2 separate regions of the Mus musculus genome follow, and region 2 is linked to region 1. A link is a contact called in ENCODE Hi-C or POLR2A ChIA-PET data. All regions are on one chromosome and are shown on one strand. Each heading gives the region's core, a stretch centred on a gene start or an enhancer-like site at or near the end of the contact. The rest is flanking DNA. Distances are from core to core; before and after follow the strand shown.

Region 1 (2,769 bases), core at 39-2,538:
CGTAGCACCCCGGGCTTACCTTGACAAGCAGCCGCAGGTAGATGTCCTGGCTCTTGGGCTCCTTGCGCCGAACCTTTCGGTCCTTGTTGTGGCGAATGTCAACACCCTGAGGGAGGTGAACCACCATAGAGCCAATTGTCAGAACCACTGCCCTATATCTTTGATGATATCTATACCTGTTCGTACCTGTAACTTTTAGGCTACTTAGTCGACAATTCAAACCTCAAAGGATTCAAACTAGAGGAAGAAGACATGTCCCACCCCTGACAAGTTCACTTAACACACACAAGTGATGTTTTTGTCTCGGCTTGGGACCATTCCTCCCAGAGTCCAGAAACTCATTGAAACACTGTCTCGGTGTAAAAACTGAGCTGCACAAGACAAGCGGCTGCTGGCTCAGAGTCCCTTAGAGCTCAGCTCTTGCTTAGCATGTGAAGGCCCTGGTTCTGGGCCCAGTATGGATGAGAGTTCAGATCCCTGTAAAGATGTTAGCTTTTATTTATGTTCTCAAAACTAGCTCCCAATCTGAAAAACAGTCAAAAAGAAGCCAACAGTACATTCTAGACGTGGAGACGTGTTTGTGACAAAGCCTTACACTACGTCCTTCAAATCAACCCTAGAAAGACCAAGTGCTCGGGTTAATTTTATCCCCCACTCGTTTTCCAAGCTGTTAGCATCCTGAAGTAGTTACTGATACTAACAGCGGTTTCATTGCACCTTCAAGGCTCTTCATAAACGTCTTCCCAACATACAAGGCAGGGACAGGATTACTACACACCAAACACACTAGGAGCAGTGTTCCGGGAAGGACTGACGTACGCTTGTCCCCAAACCCGGCAACGTGTAGTGGCTCCGCTCATCGTAGCACTCAACTTCCCAATGGCAAGTTAAGAAACAGGGACACTGGGAGCAGCGGTCCCGCTTGGAAACGCAGCACTCGAAAGATTGGTGCGAGGGAGCGGCCGTGGGCTCGAGGCCGGACTGGACTCACTGGGAGCTGCAATCAGCCTGGCTCATGGAGCCAAACTTTGTAAGGAAGACGACGAGCCTCGGGAGGCTCCCGGGACCGGCCACCGGCTCCGGCAAGTTCTGATCGAAGGCCCTAGCCTGTCCCGCAGTTCCCCTTGGCACCGCCTGCACCCCTCCGTCGCGCTACGAGCGGGACTTGCTGAGGATGGCAGCGGATGGGCCACTCGGGGAGACCGCTCAGCGAGCTTACCATGATGGCGCCTCCTGCTCGGCCAGGTCCGGAAAGACGGAACCGCGCCGGAGTGGGCGGGGAAAGAGCGGCCTGCGAGACGCACTCGTGACGCAATGCGGGACACTCTATCCGGAACTGGCGTCTCTGTGGTGCACGGGTGACGTCACATGAGCGCGACGCGGAGCTCTACCACAATTTGGGTTTCTCGATGGTATGTGGGAGGACCGAGTAAACCGAGGCTTCCAGAACCAAAGAGAAGTCAGCCTGAGGAAAGGGCTGGGACCCGGAGCCTCTCTGGCCTTTCCCCGTCCCTGCTCTAACACTCTCCAGGGGTAAAGGGACCGGAGAATCAGAGACATGATCGGAGCTTGCTGGACGAGTCGCGTGGTGACTCTCTGGCCGCACGCCGACCGCTTCTCGGTGGCTCGCGGAGGACCCGGTGGGCTGTGTGTCGGAGGTGAGGCTTATCCCGCCCTGAAGAAAAAGCTCATCTCACACTTCCTTAAATTCTCGGCTGCCTTTTCCTTATGCTCAACTTACTAAACAGAACTGAAGTTCAGGAAATCCTACTAGATCTCTCACCCGAGACTTTCTTGCTGCTATTCAACCCATAATACCTTATTATTATTATTATTTAATATTTTGTGTTGAGCTTTTCCCCCTGCCCTTAAAGATGACCTCTTCTCGGATCTCTCCTTTGTTTTCGTCCTTAGGGACAGCCCTTTTTTTTTTCCCCCTTCCTAAACCAGACTGGTTGAACTGGCCCAACATTTTCGATGTACATATTGATGTGCAGAGAAGGCACGCAGAACTCCCGGTTTGGAAAGCGGGTAGATAACAAGCTCCAGAGAGACTGAAATAGAGACCATGACGGTGGTTGGAGGTGTGGAGGCCCGAGGGTGAGAAGGAAAAATGGTGAGGGAACCCCGGGCAGAAGGAGAGACAAAGATACAAAACTGAACAGTTGGCACCTCACCATTTAGTAAGCTAGTTCTAGTGCCAGCTCTGTCCCCCACTCACCCCCCCCCCCGCCCCTTAAGTCAAGGTTTCACAAAGTTGCCCCAGCTGGCTTTGACTCACTCTTCCTGCTTCAGCCTCCGAAGTAGCTGGGATCACCGTCTTTCAACACTTGGCCTGGCTCTGCCATTTAAAGTTGTGATCTTGGGTAAGTGATTTTCTGTTTTGCTTTTTTTTCCTTGTTTGGAAAAAGAGAGTGATGAAAAAGACTCCCTTTTAGGGTGTCTTCCCTGAAAGTGTCTTCACTCTTTTGGTATGGAGTACCTGAACTTGGGTAGTACAAGACAGGCCAGCTGGATGAGAGAAGCAGGCTCTGGGATACTGAGCCTGCAATGTGCCCTCCTCTTCAGAACCCCAACCTGGCCCTGCACAGGGAGTTAGCAAGACTCTTTACGAAAACCGCCTATACATACATGGCCTCCAGTTTGGGGCTCAAGCCCTGCTGTGACAGCAGAGGCCTGGGTGCCCACTGGACACCTAAATCCAAGGGGCAATGGAACCAGGTAAGGCTCTAGCTACAGAATAGGTTCTCAACCTGTGGGTCTGGGCCC
Region 2 (3,004 bases), core at 52-2,551, 110 kb before region 1:
AATCACATCTTCAAGTCCAGCCCTTATTTGTGACCCTTCAGTGATAATCCAGCAGACACTCCACCCCCAGGTCTCCTTTCCCAGATTTCAGCAGGGTCTGAGGCTGGGCTGAGAGGAGGGTCTGGGAGCCCACACCTGACCTTTCCTCCCCTCTCCCGCTCCTACACTGCAGTGTTTGGAATAAAACCATGTTTTTACGCCTCCTCAGTCCAAGCCTGAGTTCTGTGTCTGTCCCTTCAACTTCTCTGGAGAAAAATGGAAACTGAGAACTGAGTCCTTAGGGAGGACAGTCAGACAACAGAAACTGGGCTGGTGGTGTAGCGGAGGCAGGGTGTTGTAATATTCATAACACCCTGAGTTCAGTCCCCAGTCCTAGAAAACAGGAGATTGGGGAAAGCACAGTCAACCCCAGGAAGCGGCAAGAGTCCAGGGGAGAGGGGTGGAGAGGTGACAGGGCAGAGACAACACCCCCAAGAGTAGAGATACAAAAAGGGATGCACAAATTAGGACCAAATCTAGAGACCTACTCCTTGCTACTGGCAAGAATGATTTGATGGGTTATTTTATGCAAATGGAGAGTGGCCAACCCACGCCTTGAATCTCCTTAATCTCACCAGTGAGGATCTGTTTCCAATATTTCATTACTCCAATTAACCAAAACTCGGGTGTACATGGGTAGATAAAGAGAGCTGACTCAGTTGTAGCAGCAGCCTCAAGAGAGACTTTCTGATTAAGTGCCTGCTGACCAGAGCTGCCCTGGGAATGCCTGGTTGGGAAATGGTCTGCCCCTGGAGGATAGATCCAATCCACTAACTTATACATAATGTCCAGCCTGTCTACCCTAAAGCATTTTGAAATAATTTAAAACCATCATAACAAGGAGAGGAGAAGAAATCGGCCTTAAAGGTCCTCGGGGAACAGAAGCCCAGTCTCCTTGCCAGTAAGTGCTCGTTTACATACATGAATAATTAACTAAATGGAAAGACAACCCTGGGAATGAAAGGTGGAAGATGGAGAGGGCTCTGAAGCCGAGGACTTCTGTAGAACTACAACTCCCAGAAGGTCTTGCCATTGCTGCGCGGAAGAATTCCCCAAGGTCACACGAAAGACAAAATTGCTCCTAATATAAGTCTTCTCACTGAGCCAGGACGCGGTTACTTTGTGGCGGCCATCTCTCTGCGCATTACCTTCTTCTGGCTGGTTCACAGGTTTCCAAGGTAACAGTACAGTGGGACGGGTCTTAGACTGTGGGAGGTGAAACCCGGAAGTGACGCTCTCACTTCGCGTCCGGGGCAAGAAGGTTCGAAGATGGCGGCGCGCAAGGGCCGGAGTCGCACGTGTGAAACCGGAGAACCCATGGAGGCTGAAACCTGCGACCCAGGAACCGAAGGCCCATCCCAGGTCTACCTGCCCGGCAGAGGGCCGCCACTGAGCGAGGGAGAGGAGCTGGTAATGGATGAAGAGGCCTACGTGCTGTACCATCGTGCGCAAACTGGTAGGCAGAGGGACCTGACTCTCGGGTCCAGGGAAATGAAAGGCCTGTCTTGGGGTCTGGGGGACGAAGGGTCTGGAGTCTGAGGATTGTGACCCTGCAGACTGCCGGCCTTTGGAGGAGGTGGAGGCCGAGTTCCCAGTCTCTCGTTCCTACTCAGCAACTCTAATCTCCCCGCCCATCCCTAGGCGCCCCTTGTCTCAGCTTTGACATAGTTCGAGATCACTTGGGCGACAACCGGACAGAGCTCCCTCTCAGTCTTTACCTGTGTGCGGGAACCCAGGCGGAGAGCGCCCAGAGCAATAGGTGAGACCCAGGACCTTTGCAAGACATCCACAAGGCCCCACGCATTAGGGCTCTCTGCTAATGCCAGACCTAAAAGTCTGGGACCCCAGCCTCCCTCCTCCTTCAACATCCCGGCACTCAGTTTCTAACCCGTATTTGCTTCCCCAGACTGATGATGCTTCGGATGCACAATCTCCATGGCACCAGGCCGTCACCCTCAGAGGGCAGTGATGACGATGAGGAAGATGAAGATGAAGAGGATGAGGAGGAGCAGAAACCTCAGCTGGAACTGGCCATGGTTCCTCACTACGGTGGCATCAACCGAGTTCGGGTACAGTCTTTCCAGGGGCTTGTTAAGGATTCTCTGCAGCACACCCCTCCCCCTAGATCCAAATGTCTCTCAGTACCTCCTCCAGCCCCTCAGCTTCTCTCCCTCCCCCCTCATTTTCAGACATTTTCACTCTATGAGCTGATAAACAGATAATAAAGGCTGAAACAGCTCCTGATTGTGGTGAAACGCAAGGGTGTTACTGAGCTGTTGCTTAGGAACTGAGGCAGGATAGAATGAGTTCAAAGGCAGCTTAGTGGTAGAGCGCTCACCTCAAGTTCAATAAATAGAGCACTTTATGATCAGGTAGATGAGCAAAAAAGGGAGACGGTATACAAGGAGCATGTAGAGCAAAAGCCAACCCGTAGCTGGACCTGTCTCTGTTGGACCTGTATCTGTTACATTATTCCCAGAAGGTTTAGCCTGTAGACAGAAAGCTCTGGGCCCATGAACATAACATACTAGTGGGAAAGGGAACAAGAGAAAGCTTGTAGTTTGTTACAAGATGCTGAGTGTGGTAGTATAAGGGTGTTCCTAGGGTAGAGTTGTTTTTTGTAAATGGTGAATTTGAGGAGGACTGGGTAAGTCGGTGTTCTTGGACTAGAGACCTGCAGCAAGTGTCAGGGCTGGGGTGTTTGTGGAAACAGATTTGCAGAGAAGAAAAACGAAAGTGCCAAGACCCTGGGGTGCACCTGGCACACATGATTCAGAATCTCAGGGGAAACTGGAGAGGCGACTGTGTGTGGAGCAGAATAGACTAAGCGGGGACAGTGACAGATGTGCAGGGTGAGCGCCTGGAAGACTGGTTGCTTTGCCCTTGTGGGCTAATGTAAGTCTTGGTTTCTGCTTCAGGAGAAATTAGGAATAAGTGGAGGACGTAAAGTAGAGGAGTGATTGGT

The links. Hi-C counts contacts between places; a loop is a spot of excess contacts on that map. ChIA-PET counts read pairs that join two places held with the same protein, here RNA polymerase II (POLR2A).
Region 2: a loop to region 1 is called in a map of heart, with 10 times the contacts of the local background. The contact joins the promoter of Grwd1 here to the promoter of Rpl18 in region 1. A Hi-C loop is called at or near these places in 1 of 37 maps with a recorded cell type or tissue (heart). POLR2A ChIA-PET finds 5 or more read pairs at or near these places in 4 of 5 experiments (Patski and embryonic stem cell).

What each region holds. Positions count from the first base shown.
Region 1 is chr7:45,716,590-45,719,358 of GRCm38, reverse strand. Rpl18 (ribosomal protein L18) reads right to left here and starts at 1,288. Exons shown (of 6, transcript NM_009077.2): 1 at 1,220-1,288; 2 at 20-106. The coding sequence starts at 1,222. It overlaps Sphk2 (sphingosine kinase 2), which reads left to right and starts at 1,357. Exons shown (of 7, transcript NM_203280.3): 1 at 1,357-1,658; 2 at 2,296-2,366.
Region 2 is chr7:45,829,086-45,832,089 of GRCm38, reverse strand. Grwd1 (glutamate-rich WD repeat containing 1) reads left to right here and starts at 1,301. Exons shown (of 7, transcript NM_153419.2): 1 at 1,301-1,495; 2 at 1,681-1,798; 3 at 1,946-2,108. The coding sequence starts at 1,309. It also overlaps a transcript of Grin2d not described here.